2 separate regions of the Homo sapiens genome follow, and region 1 is linked to region 2. Evidence: chromatin loops called from intact Hi-C (ENCODE). Cell type or tissue: heart left ventricle. All regions are shown on one strand.

Region 1 (8,000 bases), 490 kb before region 2:
TTCCCATGTACAGCACGGTGGGTTCCTGACACATATCTGAGGTGTTTTAGTGGGGATAAAGCTTTTCATTCCACTGGTTGAAAATGCTCAGGAGAAGTATGTCCACCTTGATGCTAGCCACGCTAAGGTGTGACCGCACCTGTGTAAATCCTTCAGAGAATGAGAGATCGGCTCAGAAGGGAAGAAGAGAAAACCTTGGGTTTGGGTCACAGAGGGAAAAAGAAGACACTGGGGAGGGGCCAGGGTGTTACCCTGTGTCTGTCTCTCAGTTCTGGACAATCTGGGCTCAAGTGCACACAGGTACAGGGACATCAGCTGGGCCATGGGGTCTGGGAGGAGATTGCCTGCTTCAGGAAAGAGGTGAGACCCTGGCGATGCCTACCATAGGTGTTATTATTTATTATGAGTCCCAGGGTTGGGGGATGTTCTAAGTGGTTTTCCCTCAGTTGAAGTGGGAAGAGAAAAATGACTGGGTGTGATTTTATGCCGCTAATACACAGAGATGATCCGCACTCTGGGGCACTTTAAAGTCAGCATTTTAAGAAGCGTTGTGAGTGATGTCGCAGCTGTGAATGGGTCTTGTCCTTCGCAGTGAGGTGAGGACTGGCTTTAAGCTCCTCCAGTCTGCCCCACAACATGTGAAATTCCCTTTGTGCTTGGTGTTTGTGAAAGAAGTGTCCACTCTTGGGACGAGAGCATCCTTATCACAAGTCCGGGCTCTGGAGCCAGCTCCCAGGGTTTTCATCAGGCCTCGCCACTGGCCAGCTGGGCGGCTTCGTGTGAGTTACTAAATCTCTCTAAACAGGGTCAGTGACACGATTTGTGAGGCCCAGCACAAAATGAAAATGTGAGACCCCTTTCCAAAAATTAGAAGAGGGCATGCAGCTGAGCACTTGGCACTGTGTTACTGCCTAGGTTGCTGCCCGTGGAGCTGGCCTGGTCTTCATTTCAAGTGGATTGAAATTGTGTGGATTCAACGCGTTATTACTAAAAAGGAGCTTAGAATGGGCATTCGTGTTACTCAGAGGTGCGACACACAGGTTCAGAGAAGAGCCTTCACTGGGGTCAGGCAACTAGGGTTTAGCCTTGCTGTCCCACAAATGTACAGGGCCTCAGATAAGTCCCTTCAAGCCTTTAGGGTCTCTACTTACCGAAAGGACAGGAAAGGCTTCCCTACATCCCTCAAGGGCAGAGAGAACTCGCATTCTCTGATAGGACGAGCAACTCATCCCAGTACGATGGGACTCCCAGGGTCTCCCTCTGTCAGGAGCAAACCAGGATGGCTGGTCACTACATTTACTGGGATTTTGTCAGGCTTTTCCTGTGCAACCTATGTGCCTCGTCTCATCTCACTTAATCTCCACCACAGTGCTATGTATGAGACAGATAACATCACCCTCCTGTGACAGATGTGAAATCTGAGTTTTGAGAGGCTACGTGTGGCTGGGGTTAGTTAGAATTGGGGCTGGACTGCTCTCATCTCCAAAGCCTGTGCTTTCATCTGCATCAGTGATCCTCAAATGTTCACATCAAAAAAATGGAGTGATCCTCAATTTGTTCACATCAAAATTAGTGGGAGAGGTTAGAACCCAGAGGTTCTGATTCAGCAGTTTGGAGAAGGGGCCTGAGAACGTGCATTTCTACAGTTCCCAGGTGATGCTCATGCTGTGGTGCCTGGACCCCACTTTGAGAACCACTGTTCTGGGCCAGCGTCCTCCGTCTTGGGCTTTGGAGATGCTCGGAGAGCAGCTGGAGAGCTTTGACAATGACAACCAGGACGGGGGTCCACCGCAGAGGCTCTGCTGTGATTGGTCTGGGGCATGGCGTAGGGGGAAGGGTTCTGGAAGCTCTCCCATCATGCAATGTCCGGGTACAGCCAGGGTTGGGGTTCCTGCTCTGTACCTTGCTGTGTCCCAATGTGTGAAGACGAAATGAGGCAGTGGGTGTCAAACGGCTCTGCCACAAATGCAGGTGTTAGGTCTCCTGGCCAGAACGCTGCCGGCGCAGAACCCAAATCAGATAGTCGAGTGCATGCCTGGGCCCTTACAAACGATTAAGACCAAATCAAGGCCAAAGAAAATGAATAACAGATGTCTGGGAGATGCTGAGGCCTTAAAAGTGTTTATCACGTCTGACTTTGAGAAAATATTGGCTGGGATCAGATAAGAGGCAACTCCCGGGGCCAGCGGTGCCTTGTCCTAAGGTGCCCGCTGAGCTCAGGAGGTGCGGGCTGCAGGGCCCCAAGCAGGCGCAGGCGTCCTCCAGCCCCGGCTTCGACAGCTGACTGCTTTCCTTCTACTTGGAAAATGCTTGCTCCACTTTAGCCCACTTGTGATGGTGTCGCGGAGTAGCAGCTGTGGGAAGGGGCTTCAGGAGTTGTGGTCCTGCTCAGACAGGATGCTTGGCATTTGGGGATGGGTTGGTGAAGTTAGAAACAAAACCAAAACCCACAAACACAACAAAACATCAAAATAACAATCTCCCCCTCAACACCCAGTTAAACTTGAATTTCAGATACGCAATGAAAAATTTTGGGATAAGTATGTCCTATGCAACACTCGAGATGTATTAATACTTATACTAAGAAATTACTGTCCGGTCGTGGTGGCTCACGCCTGTAATCCCAGCACGTTGGGAGGCCGAGGCAGGTGGATCACTTAAGGTCAGGAGTTCGAGACCAGCCTGGCAAACACAGTGAAACCCCCGTCTTTACTAAAAATATAAAAAATTAGCTGGGCGTGGTGGCGGGCGCCTGTAATCCCAGTTACTCAGGGGCTAAGGCAGGAGAATCGCTTGAACCCGGAAGGCGGAGGTTGCAGCAAGCTGAGATCACACCACTGCACTCCAGCCTGGGCAACTAGAGCGAAACTCCGTTTCAAAAAAAAAATTACTCGTGGGTTCTCTGCATTCCAATTTTAGCGGGCATCTTGCGTGTTCTCTGTACCCCTATCTGGGGAGGGCTTTATTTTCTTCAATGGCGTCCCCGCGTCAGAGCCTGTGTCTTGCACTCTCCCCCTGAGTGGGTAGCAGAGGTGTTATCACAAGAAGGAAGGTTCTGGGGAGTCGAATGACAGGCTTATGCCGCTAGCAGGGCGGGCGTGCCAGGGACTAGGCCGCTTCGCAGGTTCGCTTTTCTCCTTTCCATTGCGCTGAACTCAAGGAGGAGAAGGGAAAGTGGAAGCTGCTCCACACACAGCTGAGTGTGCATGGCTGCTATGTGACAGCCTGAGGTCTGTTCGGTGACCCCCGGCCCCTCAAAGGGCCCGCAAAGACTCAGAATTAGCTCCACTTACCACGGTGCCCGCGGATGGGGGTGCGGATCAACACCCCAGCGGAAGGCCGCTCCTGGGCCCCCAGGGCCTCGCTGGCGGCCACTTGGGGGCAGCAGGCGGCAGCAGACGCCCACCCTGCCGGGGAGGTGGGGCCCGCAGGCCCCAGGACCGCTCTAGGAGCCCGGAAGGCCTGCGCAGGTGGGGGGCACCGTGTTCCGGAAGCCTGGCCCCGAGCGCTGTGCGGGGCGCCCGGGGACGCTCAGCGAGTGTCTGTCCCAGCCCTGAGCTCAGTGAAAGATTGCAGAGTCCTGGGCCCACGAGGGGGTCTCCGCTGTGTCCAGACGCCCTTCAGAGCAAAGGAGCCACAGGCGGGCGCTCTCCCAGTGTCTCTCGGGAAGCGTGACCTCGACTTCATGCCCGGGAGAAGCGGCCAAGGCCGGGCCGCGCCTGTCCAGGGAAGCCTGAACGGCCGCCCTGGGGTGTGAAGGGTGCGGGTGGGGGTGAAGTTCCTGAAGGTGAGGAGGGACTCACGCTCGGTCAGATCTGACGGGGGTTAGGAAGGCAAAGAGTTATTTTTAAAGCTCAAGAAAAAGAGAAATGAACTTCATTTCCTTTTTGTTTGGCTCCAATTCCGTGCCTGACTATTCTTTTATGCTCAGGGTTGCTCAGCAGACACTGAGGCTGTGTTTTGTTCCAAGGGACTGAGATCAAATATTAGTTTAGCGAGGGTGAGAAACATGCTCTGAGTAACGTTCATTCCTGCTGCAGTAAATCTATGAGTGCCCGATGTGGGAAAATCAGACCCCGAGCCCAGCTGCCCAGACGAGCCTCTAGCGTTTTGCCTGTTTATGGACCTGCTGATACATTTAATGTCGGGAAGCCCGGGGAGGGCAAGGCTAACACCCATGCAGCCTTTCTAACCTCTTGTGGAACTAGGAAAACAGTGTGAGCTTCCAGGAGTGTGTATTTGGGAGGGGACACATATGCCTCCACACATAACAAAATCCGTGTGCATGCTTGTGTGTACCGTTTACATGTAGTGTGTGTGTGCACCTGCATGTGTGGGTTGGTGTGCATTTCTAGACGGCAAGAAATTCCAGTAGAACTTTTGACTTTCGTACTATTCTACAGACATTCTTTTCCATCCGTCCCCTGTAATGATGACTTCAATGGGTCAGATACTCTTGAGCCTTTTCATGAACGATCTTTGCTCCAAGTCTTCCCTCAGCTTCTCACTGCCTGCATCCTTCCGCGATTAGACTGGGATCTCAGTCTATTCCCAGAGGTCTGAGACTCTCGGCAGCCCAGCAGTCGTCAGAGAGACCATGGCGGGAGGGCATCTTAGCCTTCACTCCTTCTACTGCAGGTTTGAAACTCAGGCTCCCTTAAAGGTAAACCAGGATATCACACAGATAATAATAGTATGATAATAAACTCACATTTGTATGGTGAGTTAGGATTTACAGTTTCCCTACATTTTTTTCATTTAATCCCAGAGCCAGAGCCACCAGAACGTATGTGGTCCTCACATGTTCCTCCACAAAGAGACTGATGGAGAGACAATGAGGTTAGGTAGACAGCAAGAACAATTTTGGCCGCCTCATTTTCTCAACTAATTTGAGATTTCTCTTCCAGGCTGCTGGTGCCAAGAGATGGGTGGATCGACAGGTCTTGTTAGCAAGGACAAAGGAAATTGTTTTGTTATTGGCTTAGCTGTTATTTAAAATAAAAACATAAACATAATTAAAAATAAGCACTTTGGCCAGGGGCAGTGGCTCACGCCTGTATTCCCAGCACTTTGGAAGGCCGAGACCGAGGCAGGCAGGTCACTTGACCTCAGGAGTTTGGGACCAACCTGGCCAACATGGTGAAACCTCGTCTCTACTAAAAATACAAAAATTAGCCTGGTGTGGTGGCGCGTGCCTGTAATCCCAGCTACTGGGGAGGCTGAAGCAGGAGAATCGCTCGAGCCTGGGAAGCAGAGGTTGCAGTGAGCCAAGATCATGCCACTGTACTCCAGTCTCAGGGAAAGAATGAGGCTCTGGCAAAAAAAAAAAAAAAAAAAAAAAAAAAAAATTAGCCCTTTTGGTATGGCTGTGTTTTCTCTACACACATGAACAGTTTCTTTGAAAGGACAGCTTCCTTTTCCTGACTGTGCATCATCTGACCAAATTCCAAACTTCTGTAATTCAAGGAAATAATATACTTTGTGGAAAAATTAGAAAATATATATTAGCAAAGAAAGAATAAAGGCAAGCCGTGTGCAGCCCCATTACTCTGAGATGGCCGCTGTTGCTGCCATGGTGGGCCTCATCCCAGACTTTTCTCTATGCAAGCACAAACACACATGCTCAACTCAGTTTATTTTATTTTTACAAAACGGAAGTCATTCTGTACATACTGTTTTGTAATCAAAATTTTTCTTTTTGATATATCATGAACATTTTGCCCATCATGAAATATCCTTTTAAATTGTATGCAATTCCACTGTAAACATGTGGGTTTATTTGACATCTTTATTGTTGGGCATTTTATCTTGAGTGCTTAGAATGGAAACTAATTAACCCAGGATAGGAAGGTGCTCTATCTTTTATTCTGAAGATGTTATTAACATAGATTTCCATGGATGGTGTAATGGGCCTCTAGAGGGTGGGGCCAGGTGTGGCGATGGCCCAGGAGATTCTCAGGGGAGCCTCTTCCCTCAGGAGCCCCAGGAGGCACCTTTCTCTGTCTCCGTGGCATTTAGATCCGTGGAGTATGTTCACCTGAGTGTGACCTACAAGCTTAAGGTATTAATCCATGTTCCTCCCACATGGATTAATATCCGATGTGAAATTAGTAGGGAAAAAAAGACGTGCTCCGTGGCCACTGAGCCCTTCCCAGCGGGAGGATGCAGAAGTTGGAGGAAGAGATACTGTTACATCCCGCGGGCATTAGCTGCTTGTGGTTGGGAGGCATGCCTTTGATAATCAGCATCAGTATCTCTTTCATGTCACTGAACACAAAATGAGGCTGCATCAAAGAGCCTGTTTTAGAGAAGAAATTGTTGAACAGGCTTGACTGGGTTGAACGATACCAGAGGGGCAGGATCAGAGCACAGGCCGGTCTTCCCGGCCCAGCCAGGGGCACTCACTGGCCTGACTGCAGTTCCGGCAGCTCAGAGGTTGTCACAGTGCACGCGAGTGCCTCCCCACTCGACCCTTCCATGTGCTTGGCAGCAAGGGGCATGAGTCACCTGGTGGCCAGGTGTTTGTTACTCTGAGCTTTTGAGGTGCTGCAGAACTCCAATTACATAGCCTCCCTGATTTTTTTTCCCTCCTCTCTAATACTGACTTTTTGTTAATGCCAACCTACTAGTAGATACTTGTTCTTCTTCTGACACACTTGGGCATCCAACAAAAGCTTGCAAAAGAACAGCTTTTTGTTTGCTTGCCTTCAGGAATCTGGTTCAGTGAGCACTCCAGATATGGAAGGGCTTTATAATGATTCACAGCTTTCTTTGCTGGCCTTCAGGGGAACGTGACCTGCTTAGGTTCAATTTTGTGCATGTGTGACATAATTTTCCCTTCAATAATACAGACAAACCCTGATTCTAACTCCCAGTCGAACCCACTGGTCTTCTGATCTTTTTGCATTGCTAGCATTATTTAGTCTTAAATGAATTACTTTTTTAAAAAATGTTAGCACTATCTAAAGTGAGGAAAACTCTCACAAAGAGTTTTGTATGAGAATGAAAACACATGATGTGTTTTAAACATTGGAATCCCAGAAGGAAGAAACAAGGTAGTGTTTTCAGTTATTTCCACTGAGGAGGTTTAAACAGGATAGATAGTCATGTATTAAAATCCCCAACCACTGTTTAGGACCAAGCCAAAACTTTTAAAATAGCTTTTGAATGGAGAAATGAAAGGCTCAAAACCACTGGGTAAAGTTGGAGGAGGATCGCCTCTTCTCCCTGGAATGCTTTTGCTGGTTTTTGTCCTCTTTGGTTAGATCTCACTGGTCTCGTTCCTTCTTTCACTTTTAATTGGACTGCAACACCCAGGCAGAAAACTCAGTCCCAGAAAGGATCGGAGTGGCATGGCAAATGTGAGATCAGAGGCAGGAAACCATGATGACCTCTTAGCATGGGAATGAGCTTTAAAGAACAGTGCTGCCTATCCTGATCCGGGTACCAGGAGACAGACAGCCCCAAAGGAGTGATGTGCATTGGTGAATCCAGATGTAGACTTTTTTTTTTTTTTTGAGAGACAGGGACTCACTCTGTCATCCAGAGTGGAATGCAGTGGCGCAATCATAGCTCACTGCAGCCTCGACCTCCTGGGCTCAAGCGATCCTCCTACCTCAGCCTTCCAAGTAGCTGAGACCACAGGAACACACAACCACACCTAATTTTTAAATTTTTGTAGAGATGGGGGTCTCACGATGTTGCCCAGGTTGGTCTTGAACTTGTGGGCTCAAGTGATCCTCTGCCTCAGCCTCCCAAAGTGCTGGCATTACAAACATGAGCTATTGTGCCCAGCGAGCCACAGATTTTCTTTATTAGGATGGAAGGGCTGAACTTTTTTTGGAGGTGTGGTGTTGGAGAGTTGTGGGGGGGAGCAGTGTGGGCAGTACATTGTAGGGCGCTGAGGATGTTGTTTGTTTTGATCCATACCTTGGAATCAGGAGTAACAAATATCGAAATTGGGCCCCTACCAAAGAGTGTACGCTTCGGTCAATATAGGG
Region 2 (8,000 bases):
TGGAAGTCTCTTCCCTCCCTCGTTTTGCTTTGTAACTTTCTGCTTTTAGTTACATCTCTTTTTTTTACTCAAACAGTTTGAAAGAACTGACGGAAAAAAGCACCTTATTCCAAGTTATTTGTCCTGGTCCTGGTAACTTGGACTGATATTAAGAGTCCCAGTTTAGATCCAGAGGCTGACTGTGAGAAATAGAAGAAATCCTTAAGCAGAAGGTCCTCCCCTCCCCTCCAAGCTGGCCTTGGCTGCTTCCATCAGCTGTGGGCCATGTCATCCTGGCTTTTGTCCCTCACTCCTCCCAGAGAGTTAACCCATGAGCCATCAGTCAGAGAAGTGAGGGGTGGCACACAGGGGTTGGAAACCTAGGCTTCTCCAGTTGGTAAATTTTTCTTCCATTAGTAAAGAAGGACTAAAACAAAGAGGTGCGTGAGTGCACTGTGACATTGGTGCTCTAAGAAGACCGTGCTGCAGAGGAGAGGATGCATTGAACAGAGGCCAGGTTGGTGGCAGATTGACTAATCAGGAAGAGCAAGTTGTCCAGCAGGCCGGGCTAGAGAAGGTGTTGACAGCAGCCAGGATGGGGAGCAGTGGACTTCAGCAGGAGAGGTTAAGGAATCTTGGGATTCTGAATCCTTCAAGTTCGCTCCATTGAAAGTACTTTATTTCCTAATATTATCAGTGTCTCAATGGTCCCGAGATGTCTACAATCATCATTAGAAGTGTCTCCTAAATACCTGTGCCCCAAAGAGAAGGTCACTTGGGAGTAGGGAGACCATAAGTGCTTGAGAGGCTCTCAACCTGGCTGGACTGCTCTCCGTGCAGTCTGGACATCAACAGCTACATTCAAAGATCTCTTAGGTCACCTTGCCTTCTGTAAACCCAATTGTGCTTAGTTGCCTACTGAGTTTAGGTAACCAGGGAGATTTATAGGGGAGGAAAAAATACAAGAACAAGGTGGAGCTGCAATGTTTCTGGAATGCAGGGACAGCATGTCTCGTTTACTGAGAGGACACATGTTTAACGGCAGTGCAGGCACTGGCAGGGTTTTAGTGGCTCTCCTGCACCTGACTGGCTTGGGCTAGGAAGGATTTGCCATCCCAAAGCCCGTGTACTCCCACGCAAGTCAGCTGTGAGGGATTTCAATGCCTTCTGTGAGCTCAGAAAGGATTCTCTGATCACATTTCTAATAAACGCTCTTGTGGGAAGATCATGAGAACAACAGTACAAATGATGGCTCCTATTTACTGAATGTTCCCTATGTGTCCATTCTGTGTAGGCGCCTTGGAGGTATTATTTGTAAAACTGACAGTAGCTCCACAACATAAGCATTTAGTATGTTTATCTATTGCTGCTTAACAAGCCATCTCAAAGCTCAATGGATTAAAACAGTATTATTGTATCTCCTGATGATGTGGATGGAAAATTTGGACAGGGCACAGTCAGAGGAGCTCCACTCAGCTTCACGGTTGGAAGCTTTGCTGGGACGGCTCTAATGGCTGCAGCTGGGAGATGCGGGGCAGCTGGCCATTGCTTCTCTGCTCATAGACCTCTACCGGGGTGGCTTGAGCTTCCTCACATCATGGCAGCCTCAAGGGAGTTGCACTGTTCAGGGTTCCAAGAGCTATTTCATGTTTTGAGAGATGGGAAGTGGGAGCTGCCTGTGCCTTGAAGATTGGGCCCTGAGACTGGCACAGTATCACATCCTTGTTCTTTTGGTCAAAGCAGTCACAAAACCCACCTGCATTCAAGAGGATGGGACAGAGTCCCCCTCTCAATGGAAGAGGGTCAGAGATTTGGCTGCCATTTTTAATCCACCACATTATTATTCTTCCCATTTTATAGGAGAAGAAACTGAAGCTCAAAGAAACCAGATAATATATGTCTTTAAATAACATAAGAAATACTGCTGAGGTTTGAAAGTATGACTGACTCTAATCCATTTTTCTTTCTAGTATACAGCCCCGCTCTCTTAAAATGTGGACATTTGATCTTCTAAGATAAGACTTTTTGAGCCACAAGCTACTCTTCTGATTGGATGTAGAACAAAACATAGCAAGTCATCGTCCACGTTCTTTCTAAACTTTGCATCGTTGAATGAAGAGGCCCTATCTAATAAGCTGTAGAACTGAACACTCCTCTTCAGTTTGAGAGGCTGTTCAAGGTAAAAGAGAGGGAAAAATGGAAGTGAATAAAATCACAAATTTAAACGATAAATACCTGGCTTGGGGAAGCTTTTTTCCCCAGAGGATAGAAATATATTTACATTATGAAATAAGTTGGAATCCAATGGAAACCCCTTGTTATTATTAGATTTCCTCTTGAGAAGGATTTATAAATGAAAACACAACTTGCTATTTTAGTATTTTGTTTTTCAGGGAAGAAAAACCCTTTGCAAAAACAAATTTAGAAGAAAAAACTTATCCATTTCAAGCTCTTGTTTATTTTCTTATTTACCAGGCTAAAACTGTCTTCTTTCATCTCTGATTATGTTGGGAGCTGGAGAAAAGAGGGTTTTTATTTTGTTTTGTTTGCTTTTTTCCTTTTCTCTAAATCTGGAAGGTCTCTTTTCATTTGTGGGCAGTGCTAAACCTTTCCTTATCCACAACTGCGTTTCTGAATCCACAGCCTCCTCCAGCCGTAACTGTGACCCAAGGGCTCCACGCAGTGGGGGATAGGAAATGAAGGATGAGGGCAGTCACATGTGAAACGGCTGCAGTGTTCATCTGTGATCTGGTGGCCCCACTGAACAACAGTGGCCATGACCCCGCTGTGCACCTGCTAGCACACAGCTCCATGCTCCTTTGCCATGTGTCCCTCCATTAGGCTGTGATTCCTCCTCCTCAGCTCCACAGGAATCTGGAAAATAAGGGTCCTGTGGCTGCTTTTGCAATCCTAGTACACTTTGAGAACGTCATGTTCCAGTAAGCTTTATATAACGTTCTAGACCATTAGAGCCTTTTCAGCTTCCTTATTAACATTTATTCATTTCTAATTACACGAGTAGAGGGAAGTTGCAAGAAATGTGTCCCTGAAGATTTTCAAACTTAATGCAACCATTGCATAATTTTAATCCAATCTTCACAAAGGGAGTCATGTGTTGCTTTTCTAGCCAAGTCACCCTTGGCCCCTGCAACCTCGTCACCTCCCCATTCTCCCCTGGAATGTGGGGCCAGGCGCCCGCATACTCTGCCTCACAAATTTGCTATTCCTTCTTTATCGGCAACTATCTTTGTCCAGATATCCCAGGTCTCAGGCCACCACTCCTTCAGAGCTTTATTTCATTGTCACCTACCTGGTGAAGAAACTCACCCCACACTCACGGGTGCCCTCCCATTCCCACATCCTGCTTTGTTTTCCTGAGTGTTGACCCCCTCTAGCACTGTGTCTACACCGCCTTAGCCAGTTTCCTACTGGACTCCACAACCCCACCCATATGCCCTGTGCTAGAATGTCAGCTCTGTGAATCCCTGCTGCATTCAGGGCTGTCTCCCAGAGCCTAGAACAGTGCCTGCATGGAGAAACCATTCCACACATACTTGTTGAATGAGTGCCTAAAGAATGAATAGCATAAACCCAGTCCACAGCTCTTTATTCCTGGCAGCTTCCAAACGTGCACTTCTTGAGGAATTCTTAATTTGGAAGACATGTTATTTAAAAAAATTCATTAATGCAGTTTGTGAATGAGTAATTCACAAACTTCATTAATGAGTCATGTTTTATGTTGTATTCTTTCAATTTTGCCTACTTTATATTTGTACAAAATGTAACTGCGTGAATATATCCTCCTTGAAAGAAAATGATTGCTGTATATCTATGGGATGTGGTTTTCAAGAGAGAACATTTATAGGTTGGCACTAGGCTATCTGCAAGTGGTCTAATGAAATACATGACGGGTTTCCACTAAGCCAATTCAGTGTGTTGGTTTTATCTTTTATTCAAAGATAGCTTGCAAAGGAAGATCTGTATTTTTCTCTCTCTTTAAAAATAATATTCATCAAAACGGTTGTGTTCGTTAGAGTGGATTTAACAGAGATCTGTTGTTAAACATTTACAATGCTTCATCTCTTTCCAACATTACTGTACTCGGACAATGCTGCCTCACTTTGTGTACAAAACAGTGAGAGAGATCGCTTTTATGTGGAAAGTTCAGTTATGAATGCGAAATGTTGCCAGAATCTGACTGTAATCCCAAGAGGCAGAAACTAACCACTTTTGTTTGGACGGCTTGCAGCTTGTAAAGGCACGTGCAGGCAGCGCCACCATGTGTTTTCTGAAGAGACCCATAAGGCTACGCGGGAGAAGGAATGAACGCCAGGACTCTCCCCAGCCAACGTATACCTAAGTGGGACTTCTCAGTATAATATGCTTGGCGCATCTGTTAGGGGTGGCCCTTTCTCAGCCATTTGACAACTTACTTCAGTCAAACCTAATAAACTTCCAACTCTCATTTTCCAATTATTATTAAAATTTCAAAGCAGGTAGGTGTAAAGTACCAGGTATGTAGTAAACTGACTATTTTTTCCCCCATAAAAACATTTGAAAATTAATAATTGGTCCATACAACTAAGCAGCGGTGTTGCGTGAGTGGTTATTAAACTATTACAAAATAAGGACCATTTTCTGGTCCATTATAGTGGGCCAAGTATAAATTTGGAGTCAGATGGGTCTGGGTTCAAGTCCCCATCTTCCCGTTTACTTGCTGTGTGACCTTAGGAAAGTTACTTAGCTTCTCTGACCTTCAGTCCTCATATGTGAGATGGGATAACAACAGTGTTTCTAAAGCACTTTGTAGAGTTTCTGGCAAATGGTGACCAGGGGCCCTAGGGTTTAGTGGAGGTTTTAGCTGCCAGCATCCATCAGGTGCCTGGGAGCTCAGGCAAGCTCCACGCTGCTAATCCCACTCTCACTCCAGGCACCTTTGGCACCCGTCTCCCCACCGACCCCACCTGGCCCAGCTTCCTGCTGCGCTGGAAGCTATGCTATGGTTAGGGGATGCCAGTCTACCTGGTCTTCAATGGCTGGCACCTGTGGGTGTGGCCCCGTTCTCTTTCTCCTTTTCAAACATTCATTCTCTTGCTTTGATTTTGAAATTCAATTGAAAATAAAAAAATTAATAATGATGGTTCTGTGAAAGGTTAGAGCAGGAGAGGTTGAGAGGAATGTGGAGAAAGCCCAGCAAAAAGAAGCAAATACAAGCCAAAGAAATCACTGGAAAGGGCTGGGTGCAGGGGGGTGCACTGGTGATCCCAGCACTCTGGGAGGCTGAGGCAAGAGGGTTGCTTGAGCCCAGAAGTTTGAGATCAGCCTGGGCAACATAGTGAGGCCTTGTCGCTACTAAAAATAATAATAAAAAATAGCCAGGTGTGGTGGCACATACCCACAGTCCCAGTTACTTGGGAGGTTGAGGCAGGAGGATTGCTTGAGGCTAGGAGTTTGAGGCTGCAGTGAGCCATGATTATGCCACTGCACTCCAACCTGGGTGACAGAGTAAGACCCTGTCTCTAAAAAAAAAGAAAGAATAATTTAAAAAAGAAAGAAAGAAAGAAAGAAAAGAAATTACCTTGAAGAAGGGCCATGGCCAGACTTGAGAGAAAACACCTTCCAAGTGTCCAAATGCTTCTTCCTCTTCTTCCGTAATGACACAGGACTTTCAGCCAAAATTGACTGAGTTCTGCTCTGGAATTCGCACTGCACTGTGTTCTGAACACAGATGGTGAGTGCAGTCACAGACGATGGCAACTAACAGACTACGCGGTGGCTGTGGACAGGGAGATGAGGAGACGTGGTTGCCTCTGGGCACTTTTTGGAGGCAAAGTCGACAGAATTTCCTACAGATTGCATGTGTTGTGCGACAGAAAGAGCAGAGGAGCATGACTCCAAGTGTTTGGGCAAGGAGAGGGTGAAGCTGCCATGAACCCAGCATGGCTGAGCCTGAAGGGAGAGCAGGTATGGGAGCATCAGGAGCTCAGATTTGAACAGATTATGTATGACATTTTAGATGTCTAGGTGGAGCTGCTAAGAAGGCATTGGACACAGGAATCTGGAGAACGAATTCTCCATATTAATCTCATAGAGATTCAGTGGTGATTTTTAAAAGTCAATGTATTCATTAACACTTAACCAGAAAAAAAAATACAGATCATAATGGCTTCTATTAGTTTTATCAGAAAAAAAGCCAAGAACAATCTTCTAAAATCCTATTCTGATGAAAGGAACTGTCAAATGATAGCAGAATTTGTTCCAAAGGTTTTTTGTAAATTCGTTATTTATAACTCAGAATATATTTTCCCAGAGAAATGATTTTATGATTCATGGCTAACCTCTTGGGCTGGGTCTCAGAAGTGTATCTCTTGTATAACATAACAGTATATTTGTGGGGGAAAAGGGTAAAATTACACAGTCAGGCTACTAGCAATTAAACAAACAAAGAAAACTTAGCGATATAGGAGCTCTTATGTTTCCTTATTTATGATTCCTGATTTGAAATAGAGCTCATTTGACCCATCAAACCCTCTCTCCAAGAAATGACAAAGACCTTTTATTTGACTGGAACATTCAGCTGTGGGAGGTAGGTCCAAGGATTTTGCTTCCTGGCAGCAGACTAGGCTAGGGGAAGGAAGCAGGTTTGTGTAGACAAGGAACCTGGGGATGCAGGCTTAAAGAACTCTCAGAGACTTAAGCCCACCATGAGAGAAGGAATGGGGTTTGCAAGCTCTATTTTAAGCCTCATTCACACTTTGATGTGAATCATTTTAGTCACATCCAAAACAAGTAGATCACTCAGGAATGCACATTTTTATTGAGGCAGGATAAAGAAAAAGAGTTTCTAGAACTAGAGGAGAGGATTGGCTCAGATGGAATCACTTGGGCCAGCAGCCAGCAAGTCTGTATGTTGACGGGGTAGGTGAGGGAGGACATGAGCGTCTAAAGAGCCTTAGGAGAGGAGGCAAGAGGTAAGTTGAAGTCACAAAGACAACTTTTGCTGAGGTTCTGGTGGTAGCTGCTGTGATAACAAGAATTACGTTTATGGGTCAACAAGGCCTGGGGTCACACTATCGATTCTAGCTTGGGAAACTACACGTCTTAGTCTATCATCATTTGGTCCATGCTTTCCATTCTCAGTTCTTCTAAGCTGACTTCTCAGTTTAAATTCCCCTTGCTCAACTCCCACCTCAATGTTATTGCAGGAAGAGAAGGGGAGGGGAAGAAAGTGGGGGCATTTGTGTTACACCTTTACTGTGCCCATTCTCTCTCTTCTTCTCCCCTTTACTATGAATGCATGTTAGCACATACTTACCACGGCTTCCCTGGTCAAGGGTCCTTTGAAACATAGAACCCTTGAATGCCCATGGCTATTGATATAGCTCCAACGAATGGAGGAACACCAGGGTTGTTGGTCTCGTGCTGATAGGATTAACAACACGGACACGTGGAGTGGTTTTAAGGAGTGAAAAGTTTAATAGGCAAGAAAGAAGGAAGGAAGAAGAAAACACCTCCCCCATACAGAGACAGAGGTAGGGAGGATTTGAACAAAGAGAAAACCCAGTGTGCAGTGGAAAAGTGGTTGCTTATATTGGGATCCTGGAGGAGGTGGTGTCTGGTTTGCATAGGGCCCAGGGGATTGGTTTGACCAGGTGTGTCATTTACATAGCTCTCGAAAAACCTGGCCCTCCCACCTTAGCCCTTTAATATGCAAATACAGGTCACCGTGATGTTCTGAACACATGGTGTTATCTGGAGGTGGCCATGACACTTGGTACACCTGATGACAAGGAAGAGATGGCGGAATCACCATGTTGAGTGAACTCAGTTTCTAAGGACTGACATTTGCATATCAAAGCTTGCGGGCCTGGCTCTTCAAGCTGCCTTTTCTGTTAGAAAAGAGATGGTTCAGGGGTTGTTTCTTAAAACAGGAAAATTTCCACTGAGAACATTTACCCTTACTATCTGCCTAAAAAGTATTTCTTAATAACTGCTATATCACTATCGTGGGGTTTTTTTCC

The links. Peaks named below come from ENCODE experiments on the same cell type or tissue, not always from the same donor. Only the 100,000 strongest peaks of a DNase experiment are listed, where the experiment ranks them.
Region 1: it touches region 2 in a loop (5-fold over the local background); 11 of 110 quality-filtered maps call a loop at or near these places.

The regions. Positions count from the first base shown.
Region 1 is chr18:10,029,167-10,037,166 of GRCh38, forward strand. No RefSeq gene overlaps it. Among named protein-coding and RNA genes, the nearest start is that of VAPA, 120 kb to the left of the region's middle. RefSeq lists a silencer at 3,304-3,453 and an enhancer at 5,914-6,415. In heart left ventricle, a CTCF peak has its summit at 3,351 (motif pointing right); a DNase peak (open chromatin) is centred at 3,355; H3K4me3 peaks cover 662 bases; H3K27ac peaks cover 2,215 bases.
Region 2 is chr18:10,516,027-10,524,026 of GRCh38, forward strand. No RefSeq gene overlaps it. Among named protein-coding and RNA genes, the nearest start is that of NAPG, 6.0 kb to the right of the region's middle. In heart left ventricle, CTCF peaks have their summits at 2,669, 4,258 and 4,462; DNase peaks (open chromatin) are centred at 2,690 and 4,275.